Linked DNA regions of Homo sapiens: region 2 is linked to region 1. The links are chromatin contacts, found by Hi-C or POLR2A ChIA-PET in ENCODE. All regions are on one chromosome and are shown on one strand. The core of a region is the stretch at or near the end of the contact, and the rest is flanking DNA. Distances in the headings are between cores, read along the strand shown.

Region 1 (6,296 bases), core at 2,662-5,161:
CTCTACTAAAAATACAAAAAATTAGCCGGGCGTAGTGGCGGGCGCCTGTAGTCCCAGCTACTTGGGAGGCTGAGGCAGGAGAATGGCATGAACCCAGGAGGCGGAGCTTGCAGTGAGCCGAGATCCCGCCACTGCACTCCAGCCTGGGCGACAGAGCGAGACTCCGTCTCAAAAAAAAAAAAAAAAAAGGTGACCCTGCAATGTGGATTGCCAGGACCCACAATGAGCCAGAGGGGTTGGCACCTTTTCAACACGGGCCTGCATTCCTGCAGGTCCAGATCCCAGAGTGTACTGTATCCAACGTGCCTGTGGCTAGCGTGTGTCTACAGACTCTGGAACCACACTCCTTGGCTTCCAACCCTGGCTCCAGCACATACTCTGTGACTTTTGGCCAGTACATTAACCTTTCTGTGTCTCCATTTCTCCTTCTGGAAGGTAAGCATTAAGTATCTCCTATCTTTAAAAGTTCCTAAGAAGTCTACATCCTAGGCCACCCTATATGTGCACACCCAGCAGCCCTTTCTGTCCCCTTTGAGCCCAATCTGAGGGAGGACAGGTCCCTCTCTCAGCCTCAGAAAGTGAATGATGATGGGATTCAACCTTTTCTTTGGTTTTCTCCTTCTCTTTGGCCAGTGACAAGTCAAAGGCAAGAATAACTCGGTTCTCACTAAACAGGGAGGTCAGCAGGGAAACTTTCCTTTCCCAATAAAAAGACATAGGTTTGGCCAGGTGCGGTGGTTCACACCTGTAATCCCAGCACTTTGGGAGGCTGAGGCAGGCGGATCACCTGAGGTCAGGAGTTCAAGACCAGACTGGCCAACGTGGTGAAACCCCGTCTCTACTAAAAATACAAAAATTAGCCGGGCATGGTGGCACATGCTTGTAATCCCAGCTACTCGGGAGGCTGAGGCAGAAGAATCGCTTGAACCTGGGAGGCAGAGGTTTCAGTGAGCCGAGATCATGCTACTGCACTCTAGCCTGGGCGACAAGAGCAAAACTCCATCTCAAAAAAAAAAAAAAAAAAAAAGACATAGGTTTATGCAAAGCGTATTAGGCCATTCGTGCACTGCTATAAAGGAATACCTGACACTGGGTAATTTATAAAGAGAAGAGTTTTAACTGGCTCACTGTTCTGCAGGCTGTACATGCATGGCACCAGCATCCTGAGCACAGCTTCCAGGGAGGCCTCAGGGAGCTTTTACTCATGGCAGAAGGCAAAATGGGAACAGGCATGTCACATGGCATGGCGAATGAAGGAGCAAGAGTGAGTTGGGGCAGAGGTGCCACAAACTTAAACAACCAGATCTCCTGAGAACTCACTCACTATCACTCACTATATCAAGGACAGCACCAAGACATGAGGGATCTGCCCCATGACCCAAACACCTCCCACCAGGCCCCACCTCCAACACTGGGGATTAGATTTCAACATGAGATTTGGGCGGGGACAAATATCCAAACCATATCACACAAAAGAAGCCTTTTGACCCTTCCACTGCCTTTAGTGCTGCTATAGCAGCCATCTGCCGCCATGGGGAAAGAGCCAGGAAGGCCAAGAGGATCTCAGCCCTGAGCACTAACACTGTCCTGGTCTCTGTGCCCAGGCCAGCCTCCACTTATTCCAAGGATGACTGTGAGGAATGTGGACCCCTGCTTGTTTACAGTACTGTTGGATAACTCTTCTTTTGCTTGTGGCCAAATGCCATCCTAATAGGTCAACTGTATAAGTTTATTCTCATTAAAAAAAAATAAAATTTAAAATCATGTTCTCCAAAAAGTTACTGAGTAAAAGTGATGTCGCAATATCAGTATGACTCATGGCATTGATTTTTGTTCGTTTGTTTTTTGTATTTTTCTGAGACAGAGTCTCACTCTGTCTCCCAGGCTGGAGTCAGTGGCGCAATCTCGGCTCACTGCAACCTCCTCCTCCCGGGTTCAAGCGATTCTCCTACCTCAACCTCCTGAATAGCTGGGACTACAGGTGTGCGCCACCATGTCTGGCTAATTTTTTTGTATTTTTAGTAGAAATGGGGTTTCACCATATTGACCAGGCTGGTCTCGAACTCCTGACCTCGTGATCCGCCCGCCTCGGCCTCCCAAAGTGCTGGGATTACAGGCATGAGCCACCATGCCTGGCCGGCATTGTTTTATACACACACACAGATACAGAAATATAGGGATGTGTGTGTATATACATTATATATACACACACACACACACACACACTATATATGGGTGTACATGTCACATATATTTCCTAGCTTTTTCCACTCAGGCGGCCTTGAAGCTGTGATGTCCCTACAGCAACAAGCACACTTAGTATCTGGATCTTGGTTTCTAAATACCATCCTCCAGATGACCTCCAAGAGACCAGTGTTCCTTGAAGAAATGGCTGGCTCAAGAACTGCAGCAAGGAAAATACAAGATGAACCTGGACATCTTAGAATGCCAGAAAGCAAAGGAGGTGCTTTTTTTAAAAAGGAAAGGGTGAGAAAAGGAAAAAAGAAGAAAGATGGGGCATGTCAAATGGACGTATAAGCCAAACTGAAGGAGTTCCCAATAGCCAAAGCTGGAACAAATTAGAGGGAAAAAAGGGGGGATAGTAGTATAAGATCATAGAATAAAACAAATATCTGTGAGCCTATACTGAAATAAATAAGTGACTAAGTAAATATAGCAAAAGGGACAGATCTTCCTTACAAAAGAATTCCAATTAATAATTATAGAAAGAATTAGGAAAATAGAAAATCACCTGTATTTCACTGGAGCAGAAATGTTTGCCCTAAAAAAAATTATGGCCTTCAGTCTTCCTGGGAATGATCAGCTGTTGCACTTTCGGTGACAGCAGGATTATGGACATTAATACAGAACTTTACAGTTTATAAATTTTTTTTTAAGAAAGAAAAGAAGAAATCATGATTAAACACCATAGTAATAACTGCTTTAACAAGATCCACTGATGAAGATAAAATTAATGTGTGAAACTTTATGGAGAAACATTATCTGCACAACCTTAAAATATCTCCTAGCTGAATACTAATACAAATATTAATTACTGTGGTGGTTTTAAAATATGTCCACAGACTCTTTGATACTCCTCCATGAGGTGGAACTTAATCCCCCCATGCCCTGAGTATGGGCTGGACTTGGTGATTCCTCTCTACTTAATCAATGATGGAAAGGGAAAGACAGTAACCTTACAGTAGTGAAACCTAGCAGACATGAGACATCACCAGTACCAAGCCATCTTGACATCATGTACTCCTTCAAAGGACGCAGTGAGAACAGCGTATCACCTGAATCGTATTTGTCCCCAAAGTCCATAACCTCAGTCTAATCCTGAGAAGACACTAGACAAACCCAAATGGAAGAACATTCTATAAAATGCCTGAACACGACTCTTCAAAAGTGTCAAGGTCATACGTCTCAAGCCTTTTAGTGTTGTTATAAAGCAACATCTGCATGCTTGGCTCATGGTTCTGCAGGCTATTCAAGAAGCATGGTGCCAGCATCTGCTTCTGGTGAGGGCCTCAGGCTGCTCCCACTCATGGCAGAAGGTGAAAGGGAACTGGTGTGTGCAGAGATCACATGGTGAGAGGAGAAGCAAGAGAGAGGAGAGGGGCCGGGCACGGTGGCTCATGTTTGTAATCCCAACAATTTGGGAGGCCAAAAGGGGAGAATCTCTTGAGCCCAGGTGTTCGAGACCAGCCTGGACAACATAGTGAAACGCCATCTCTACAAAAAATAGAAAAATTAACTGGGCAAGGTGATGCGTGCCTTAAGTCACAGCTACTCGGGGAGTTGAGGTGCGATGATCTCTTGAGCCCAGGAGGTTGAGGCTGCAGTGAGCCGTGATCACACCAGTCCACTTCAACCGGGGTGAAAGAACAAGACCTTATCACAAAAAAAGAGAGAGAAAGAGAGTACAGGTGCTAGGCTCTTTTTAGCAACCAGCTCTCATGGGAACTAACAGAGTGAAAACTCACTCATTACCACAAGGACAGCACCAAGCTATTCACTGGGGATCCACCCCCATGACCCAAACACCTCCCATTAGGCACCCACTTCCTACACTGGAAATCAGATTTCAACATGAGATTAGCAAGGGTCAAACATCCAAACTATAGCAGCCATATAAGACAAGGGAAGATGAAAGTATCATACATCGGAGGAGACTAAGGAGACATGACAACTAAATAAAATGTGGATTGGATCCTGGAACAGAAAATAACATTCGAGGAAAAACTGGGAAAATGTGAATAAAGTATGTAGTTAACAACTAAAGTTAACAGTGTTGTACCAAGGTAAATGTTTTCATTTTGATGAACATACCATGTTGTTTAAGATACTCATATTAGGCTAGGCGTGGTGGCTCATGCCTGTAATCCCAGCACTTTGGGAGGCCGAGGTGGGTGGATCTCCTGAGGTCAGGAGTTCGAGACCAGCCTGGCCAACATGATAAAACCCTGTCTCTACTAAAAATATAAAAATAAGCTGGGTGTGGTGGCACGCGCCTGTAATCCCAGGTACTCAGGAGGCTGAGGTAGGAGAATCGCTTGAACCCGGGAGGTGGAGGTTGCAGTGAGCTGAGATCGCGCCACTGCACTCTAGCGTGGGCGATAAGGTGAGACTCTGTCTCAAAAAAAAAAAAAAAAAAGTGTGAAAACTAAACCAAACAAAGCAATGCTCCAAGAAGATGCAGCACGTGTATCCTAAGGCTTCAGGTTCCCATAAAATCCCTGAGGTTGCCCAGACACCCCCAGTTTGGGATGCATCAGAGCCTCTCTCACTAATGAATACCATAGCCATGATGACCATGCATCCAGGAGGAACAGCATGTATCCTCTATTTTCACTGGAGGCTGTACCCCAAGGGTCTTTCCTAATTACCACTGCTGCGAGGACCTGGATGAAAAGTGATAAGCCCCCAAGCATGGCAAGGCTCTAGCCTGTTGCTTCTGGCTATGGTCCCATCACTCAGCACTTTGAAGACCCGCATAGAATGAGTTATTAACACACCCAAAGAACAAATTCTGAAAGTGCATCAATATTAATTCATTTACAGAGAGGTTTTGCTTTCTCCTCTCTCTTTCTTGATTAAATGCTTAGTGCTTCCTCAAGAGATATGCTGTCACGAAACTCTCAACAAGTCATGAATGAGAAGAAAAGATAAAATCTTCCCCATCACCTTAAAGGAAAGCATTTATTTAAAAGTTCTCATCAACCAGACGCAGTGGTTCATGCTTATAATCCCAGTGCTTTGGGAGGCCAGGAGTTCTAGACCAGCCTGGGCAACATAGCAAGAGCCCGTCTTTAAAAATAAATAAATAAAAAATTAGCTAGGTATGGTGGCATATGCCTGTGCTCCCAGCTATTCAGGAGGCTGAGGCAGGAGGGGAGCCTGGGGTGGGAGAATCCACTTGAGCCCAGGAGTTTTGGGCTGCAATGAACTATATGATTTTGAGACAAAGTGACATTCCGTCTCAAAAAATAAAGTTCTCATCACCTAAACGTATGCCTTTTAGTTCATATTTTATTTGTTTAATCTTTGGGTAAGACTCTTGTTGCTGTTTTCTTTCTTTTTAAGATGAAGTGATAGATTGCTTGCAAAAATGGCCCCAAATCCTCCATCCCACTCCCTTGTATCCACACCCTTTACTCAGTGTGATTATGTGGCTTCTTTCATCAAGGGAGACAGTTTGTTTACCAAACCTTGAAGCTGGGATGGCCATGTGGATTACTTTAGCCAACACAATGTGGCAGACAGAGTTGGTAATGTGCCAGTTCCTGAACGCAGGCCCACGAGGCTCTGCTCTCTTATGCTCCCTCTCAGAACCCTGCTTCACAGCCATGAGAACAAGTCAAGGCTAGCTGCTGGAGAACGAGAACACATGTGGTATAAAGATGAGCCAGCCCAGCCAAGAAGACAACTGCCCACATGGGCCCAGCCTACATTGCTTGCCTGCAGAACCATGGGCTAAATAGTTATGTCACCACATTTTAGGATAGTTTGTTATCCAGCAAAATCTAACTGATACAATTGAAGTGTGTGATTTTAGTGCTGTTAATTATTCTGATCTTAAAAGTATTACTAATTGGAGAAAGTCAGAAAATACAGAAAAGGAGAAAACCGCCCATAATTTATCACTAGAATAAAACCAACATTCTGGTGGTGTTTTTCCCCAGTCTTCAGTATATTAGTGTGACTGAATGAAAATGAAATCCACTTAGTTTTAATTCCGTATCTTTCTCCTCCCACTGAAAACATTCAATAGAGCTTTTCTTATGCCATTAGTG
Region 2 (6,296 bases), core at 1,027-3,526, 34 kb after region 1:
ATTACTTTTGATTATAATAGTGTGTCTGCACACTCTCTCTCTGCAGTTACTGATCTGCCACAGTTGAAGGGCTGCCACATGCATCTGCCAAACTGCCAAATTATATGCTTCTCCAGAACCAGACAGGGTCTGGGGCAGAAACAAAAAGTTTGTAGGCAACAGAGTGTAATGTCAAGAGCCAGGGCTTTGGAGTCCAGCAAACCTGGGCACAAATCCTGCTCTATTTTCCTCATAGCACTCATCACTATCTGAAACTACATTATTTGTACCTTTGTTTACTACTTTATTATCTGATTTCTCAGTTTGAATGCGGCCTCCAAGAGAACAAGGCTTTTGTATGTCATGTTCCTCACAGTATTCCTAGAGCTCAGAACAGCGCCTGCACATAGTAGGTGCTTAATACACGTCTTATGGAGGTGGGGGCTGAGTATTTAAAATGCAGATTGCCAAGCTCCAGTTTCAGAGATTCTAACTCATTAGGTTTGAAACAAAGCCTAGGAATCTGCATTTGCAGCAAGCATCCACCTCTTTCATCCTAAGGCAGGTAGTAGGCAGATCACATGTTAAGATACTCTGGTCAATGCCCTCCATCTCCAAATCGTGATTCTCCCTCTAACACGCATTTCTACGGATCCCATCCAGGCTCTTTTCTTTAATTACCCTGAGGCACTGAGAGTAAAAGGAGGTTGCTGACCCCTGAATTTGGAGTTCAAACAAGTAACCTCACCACGGCCAGTTTCCATTTCTGCTGCATGCCAAACTAGCTGGCCAGCCTGGCTGGAATCCTGTTCTCCCCAGAAACACCTGAGCAGGTCTGGACTAGCTCCAAAAGTATAAGCCAGGTAAATTTCCGTGTCAGCTCATTGAGAGACTTTCCAGGGGCAGCTGGGGCCAATTCACATTTGCTCTATACTCCCTCCAAAGACACCCCCTTCAACACACACACACAGAACACTTAATTCTGGTACCACCAGCCAAAAGGGGCCCGAGTTCCCTTGGGAGCAGCCCAGCCGCTGAGAGGCGGAAATCTCTGAAAGGGCCACTCAGATGACCAAAGCAATAGGCGCCTACGTACCTTACAACAAGCCAACCTCAAGTTCCAACCTAGAGAAATGCATGGACTCTGGTGGGAGAGTCTTATTCCGTTTTTGTTTTCTTCTTTTTTTTTGTTTTGTTTTGTTTTGGTTTGGTTTTCTTCCATTTCTTCTCAGCCTTGTCTCTTCAGAAAATACCCCTCCACCCCTTCCTTGGCGCGTAAACTGTCTTCAGGGTGGCCTTAGGAGTTCTGGGACAATGTGGAGGGTACCCAATAGGATTTCCTTAAGTTTCCTCTACTGCTTTTCCACACATATTAATGCTGAGATCCTGTATTTGATTAAAGCACCTTCCATTTCCAAAGTTAAAATACAAACGGGTCTGGTAACTTACAAAGTCGCCAGCATCTTCGTGTCAATTAACTTCCCCAGACAAGTAAGAACGAGCTGCACTAGGGCCTGCGCTCTCTCCGGGGCTAACAACAAGCAGCACCAGTCCCCCAAGCTGTCCCTGGAGGTGGAAGAGCCACTGCAGCTGAGCCTGTTTATTTTTCGTTTTTCCACAGGCAGCCTTGGCTGGAGGGTGGGGGTGAGCGCGGGCTCCCTGGCACCTGCCGGTAAAGCAGCAGCCGCAGCCCCCGAGGGCGCCCCAGGCCAGGAGCTGCGCGCCGTCGGCGGGCCGTGCCTGGAGGAGGCTCGCGCCTTCCAAATGCCGGAGTGCAGGCATCCTTCCTCTCCCCAACCCCAGCCCCGGCCTCGACCTGTCGCCCACCTGGCCCGGACCTGGGGCTGGCTCCGTCTCTGGGGTGTGCGCCAAGGGAGCCCCACCGACGCCCAGCAGAGCTGCCCGGGCTCCCAAAGAAGGACCGGGGCTTTGGGCAGAATTCTGGCAGCCAGGCGGGCGTCAGGGGAGCCGGAGAAGGGGCTCGCCAGCAGGCGTGGGGCGGAGTGCCGGGCGCAGCCCACCTCGCAAGCGCGGGCCCAGGGCTCCGACGTGCCAGCGCAGCCCCGAAGAGTGCGGGCCCGGGGTCCCCGCGGCGCCCCTTCCCCTCCTCAGTCCCCCGGGGGCGACCGCGCTCCCCGCCGAGGTCCGTCCCCGCCGCACCCTCACTATTCCCGCTGGGAGGACCCCGGCGCACGCCCCCGCCCCCGCACCCCGGGGCGACGGCGCACTCACCCTCCGCATGGTGTCTGGGCCGTCCGGGCGGGGCTCGGCGACTTGGGCGCGAGAAGGGCTGGGCCGGCGGCGACGCTCGGCCGGCCGGGAGCTCCGCGCTGCCCCCTCCTGCACACGCCTGCGCCGCGGCCGCCAAGCCGGCGGGGGCGGGGCGGGGTAGCGCTGGCCGCGGGGTCCCCGGGGCTCTCCCGGGCTGCGGCGGAGGCGCGGAGCCGGCCAAGGGCGCACTGAGCTCGCGGAGCTCCGGGGCCCCGGGGCCTTTCTGCCGCCGTCGCAGCGTCCCCGCCTCCTCGGGCCGCTTCGCCCCTCTCCTCTTCCTCGAGTTCTGGCCCCACCAGGAGCGGAGCGAGTCTCCGATGCCTGCCCCGCGGCCCCCAGAACTGAGCTGGAGAAGCTTTGGGGTGAAAGCTGGGCCCACCCTACAGGGACCCCAAGTTTGCGGAGCAAGAGTGGATTGGCGGAGAGCGCAGATGGCAATTCTCACCCGCCTTAAAAGTACCACCTTAAAATTCTCCCCATGGGATGGGAAGGTGGCCCGCTAATGTCCGTTCCTACTCTTCGTTTTCTTTTTAATTTTTCAGACAGGGTCTCGCTCTGTCCCCCAGGCTGAGCGCAGGGGCGCGATTTCGGCTCACTGCAGCCTTGCGATTCTCCCAGGCTCAAGCGATCCTCCCGCCTCAGCCTTCCCAGTAGCTGGGACCACAGGCGAGTGCTCCACTACGCCCGGCTAATTTTTGTATTTTTATTCTTTTGTAGAGACTGGTGTCTCGCCATTTTGCCCAGGCTGGTCTCGAACTCCTGGCCTCAAGCGACCCTCCAGCCTCGGCCTCCCAAAGTGCTGGGATGAGAGGTGTGAGCCAGTGCGTCGGCCCTTTACCATTCTTTAGATTCTGCGATTGTTTTTTGAAAGTCCTGAGCATTCATAAAGCTTTCCGAGGAGGGGTGGGAAGAGAGTTAAGAGCGGTAAACAGCAGATCCACCCGGGGCTGGAGGAAACACCGTGGAACAGAGACCGTCTGGTCTCATTCAGGTGAAGGAGCTCGGCAGGGGAAGAGGTCAGCATCCCCATTCCAGCGAAACCCACGGGTTTTCCTAGCAGTCCCCTGTGTGCACAGCTTTCTCTTCACAATCGACCTCCACCCCAACTTTTCCAAACAACACGGGAGCCCATCCCCAAATGCTAATGCTTCTGCGGGAAAAAAATGAGAAGGGGGAAAAATGTATTCCCCAGATCATGAAAACGCTGCACACCCTTGAGCTCAGAATGCAGGATCTAAATCCGCAAGAACAGGATGGAATGATGTGGGAAGGTCTTCCAGGAAGAAATCTGATTTTATTCTGCTTCGACTGCTGAACAAAGTAAATCAAATAGCACGGAACTCAAGGCAGCCTGAATTTTGTGTAGAAAAAAATATCTCTTGTTTGTCAGAGGATCCTTTGAAAAGCATCCAAGGACGCTTGTGTTTCCAAAGCGGCTGTGACAGGTATGCAGGCAGACAGCAGTGGGAATGCAAAGGCTTGTGCCGGGTAAACACTTCTCATGAGTGTTTCAGCTTTGGCATTGCCTTTATGCCAGTTATTCTGGCAGATCACCACTGCCAAAGAAATACCTTTATAATTTTCTAACATTGATTGTCAGCAGCACTATAGAGACCGTAATATTACACGAAGTACCTTAATGATCTAATGAATAAAAACATTTTGTCTGGATTTCTCTTTGGTGCCTATCAGCACAGATAGGGGGAGGAGTGACTGATGTGTGAGGGGGAAATGTAAGAAACGACAATTAATGACACTTGCTATGTCCCTTTTTTACTTTATCTTATGATCTGTATGCAGTGGGTTTTTTCCTCCCTGGATATATAATCTCTTCTGATTGAGCTTTTATGTTTTTGCCTTTCTTTGGGAAAATAACAATGTTAGTAAGTGTACTTCTGAGCCATACCTGTCTTATCATTTCAATCCACACAACTCTATGAAGTACGTACTGGGATATTATGGTTTTTTTAGAGGGAGATACTCGAGCTCAGAGAGGGCAGGTCATTTGCCCGAGATCATACAGCTTGTTAGTGGCACAGCCTGGATTTCAACTCAGGCAGTCTGACACGAGGACCCTCTCACTTAATGCCCATGCAATACTGCCCTCCTCTGCTTCATAGAAAAGGTGCAACTGTGTAAAGGTGTTCCTGGAAGTAAAAACGTGAGCTTTTGTCATAGATTAGTCACTTGACATCTCAGAGCCTTAGCTTCCTCATCAGTAAAATGACAACTTGGACTAAATAGATGCATTAAAGGCCTAGCCAGAAGTAAAGTTCAAGATTTAGAGTATTACTATGTGAGTATTAGAGTATCAGTATTCTTGCTCAGCATTGTAAGAAATCTTAACCTGGAGATACAGTGTTAGCCACTTCATTGGTTTGTGTGATCTCACCACAGCGCCTTGTTTTAACACTACTTGTGCTGCTTTCTACAACATTACCTCTTCCTGCTCCTTCTAATTAATACTCTTTGCTTTGCAAATGTGATATCTAATCAATTTAATGTTCTTTTTTTTTTTTTCTTTTCTTTGAGACGGAGTCTTGCTCTGTCGTGCCCAGTCTGGAGTGCAGTGGCGCGATCTCGGCTCACTGCTACTTCTGCCTCCTGGGTTTGAGCAATTCTCCCACTTCAGTCTCCCAAGTAGCTGGGACTACAGGCACCCACCACCACACCCAGCTAATTTTTTATATTTTTAGTAGAGGCAGGATTTTACCATATTGGCCAGGCTGGTCTTGAACTTCCAACGTCAGGTGATCCACCTACCTCGGCCTCCCAAAGTGTTGGAATTACAGACGTGAGCCACCGAGCCCGTCCTAATGTTCATTTCTTACTAAACTTGAATAAGACTCCTGGTGTGGGGGAGGGGAGTCAGTTTCAGTTAAGTAGTTGTTAGGATGATCTTGAAGTATTAGTTAGCCTGAATCATTTTTAAATTCCCTTCAGAAACCAAGAATGTTATTCAACTGTACCAAATAAATAACAACACGTCAGTTGCTAATGGAACACGGTCACACTGGCCATCTATGGAAATCCTCATGTTTCCAATGCTCTCATTAACTACCCTGAAGAATCAATTTAAAAGTAAAACTAGATTGAATCAGATTTCCCCCTTTTTTATTCCAGGGGGAGGGGGAAAGGTCTTTGTTTCTTTCATATGTTTAAAGAATCTTCAAAATATTTTAATGATAGAGTTGTCTATCTGTTTCATATTATCATATCTCCATTAGCCTTCTAAACTCAGCCATATTATTTGATTCCTTGAAAACCATCTAATGTTTAAGAACACTATATTTTCCCCTTTTTTCTTAATTGTTTAACTTCTCCACCAGTCACAAACACTGTTATTCAGCCTTAATTTTTTTTTTTTTTTTTTTTTTTTTGAGACAGTGTTTCACTCTTGTCACTCAGGCTGGAGTGCATAGGCACCATCTCGGCTCACTGCAACTTCCGCGTCCCAGGTTCAAGCGATTCTCCTGCCTCAACCTCCCGAGTAGCTGGGATTACCGGCACCCACCACCACTCCCAGCTGATTTTTGAATTTTTAGTAGAGACGATGTTTCACCATGTTGTCTAGGCTGGTCTCAAACTCCTGACCTCAGATGATCCACCTGCCTCGGCCTCCCAAAGTGCTGGGATTACAAGTGTGAGCCACCACACCTGGCCTATTCAGCCCTCTTGATCTGCAGGCTGGATTCATAGGTCTTCATCTTAGTACAGTAGGAAGTATACTGGCATCAGGAGGTCAAGCTTACTTCTTTCATTACCTATTAAGGTAGATAGGCATTTGTTATAAAATTGAACAAAAAGGAACTAGTTTACAATTTTACATAAATAGTAAAAGAGAATAATTTCTTCTTTTCGTAGATAAGAAATGTTATCAACTGGCATAATTTCTTACCAGTCTGTCATCCTCCATTTAGAAAACCATTAGTAATTAAATGTTGTTTTCCTTTACCATGTTCCTAAATATGAATCCTTCATAAGGCATCTATTAAATACCTACTATGGGGCGGTATACATTATTGATTAAATCAATCCATATTTCC

The links. Hi-C counts contacts between places; a loop is a spot of excess contacts on that map. ChIA-PET counts read pairs that join two places held with the same protein, here RNA polymerase II (POLR2A). Pooled maps may share reads with other maps.
Region 2: a map with no recorded cell type shows a loop between it and region 1 (4-fold over the local background). The contact joins two enhancer-like sites. A Hi-C loop is called at or near these places in 5 of 168 maps with a recorded cell type or tissue (B cell, GM12878, OCI-LY7 and 2 more), 36 of 37 single-sample maps with no recorded cell type and 8 of 50 pooled maps. POLR2A ChIA-PET finds 5 or more read pairs at or near these places in 5 of 52 experiments (GM12878, HEK293T, OCI-LY7 and 2 more).

The regions. Positions count from the first base shown.
Region 1 is chr12:94,835,585-94,841,880 of GRCh38, forward strand. No RefSeq gene overlaps it. Among named protein-coding and RNA genes, the nearest start is that of MIR492, 4.3 kb to the left of the region's middle. Within about 2 kb of position 3,912, at least 2 of the 41 ENCODE cell types and tissues checked have a DNase peak (open chromatin) inside an H3K27ac peak, as active enhancers do.
Region 2 is chr12:94,871,429-94,877,724 of GRCh38, forward strand. No RefSeq gene overlaps it. Among named protein-coding and RNA genes, the nearest start is that of MIR492, 40 kb to the left of the region's middle. RefSeq lists silencers at 1,707-1,826, 1,887-2,496, 2,507-2,606. Within about 2 kb of position 2,277, at least 4 of the 41 ENCODE cell types and tissues checked have a DNase peak (open chromatin) inside an H3K27ac peak, as active enhancers do.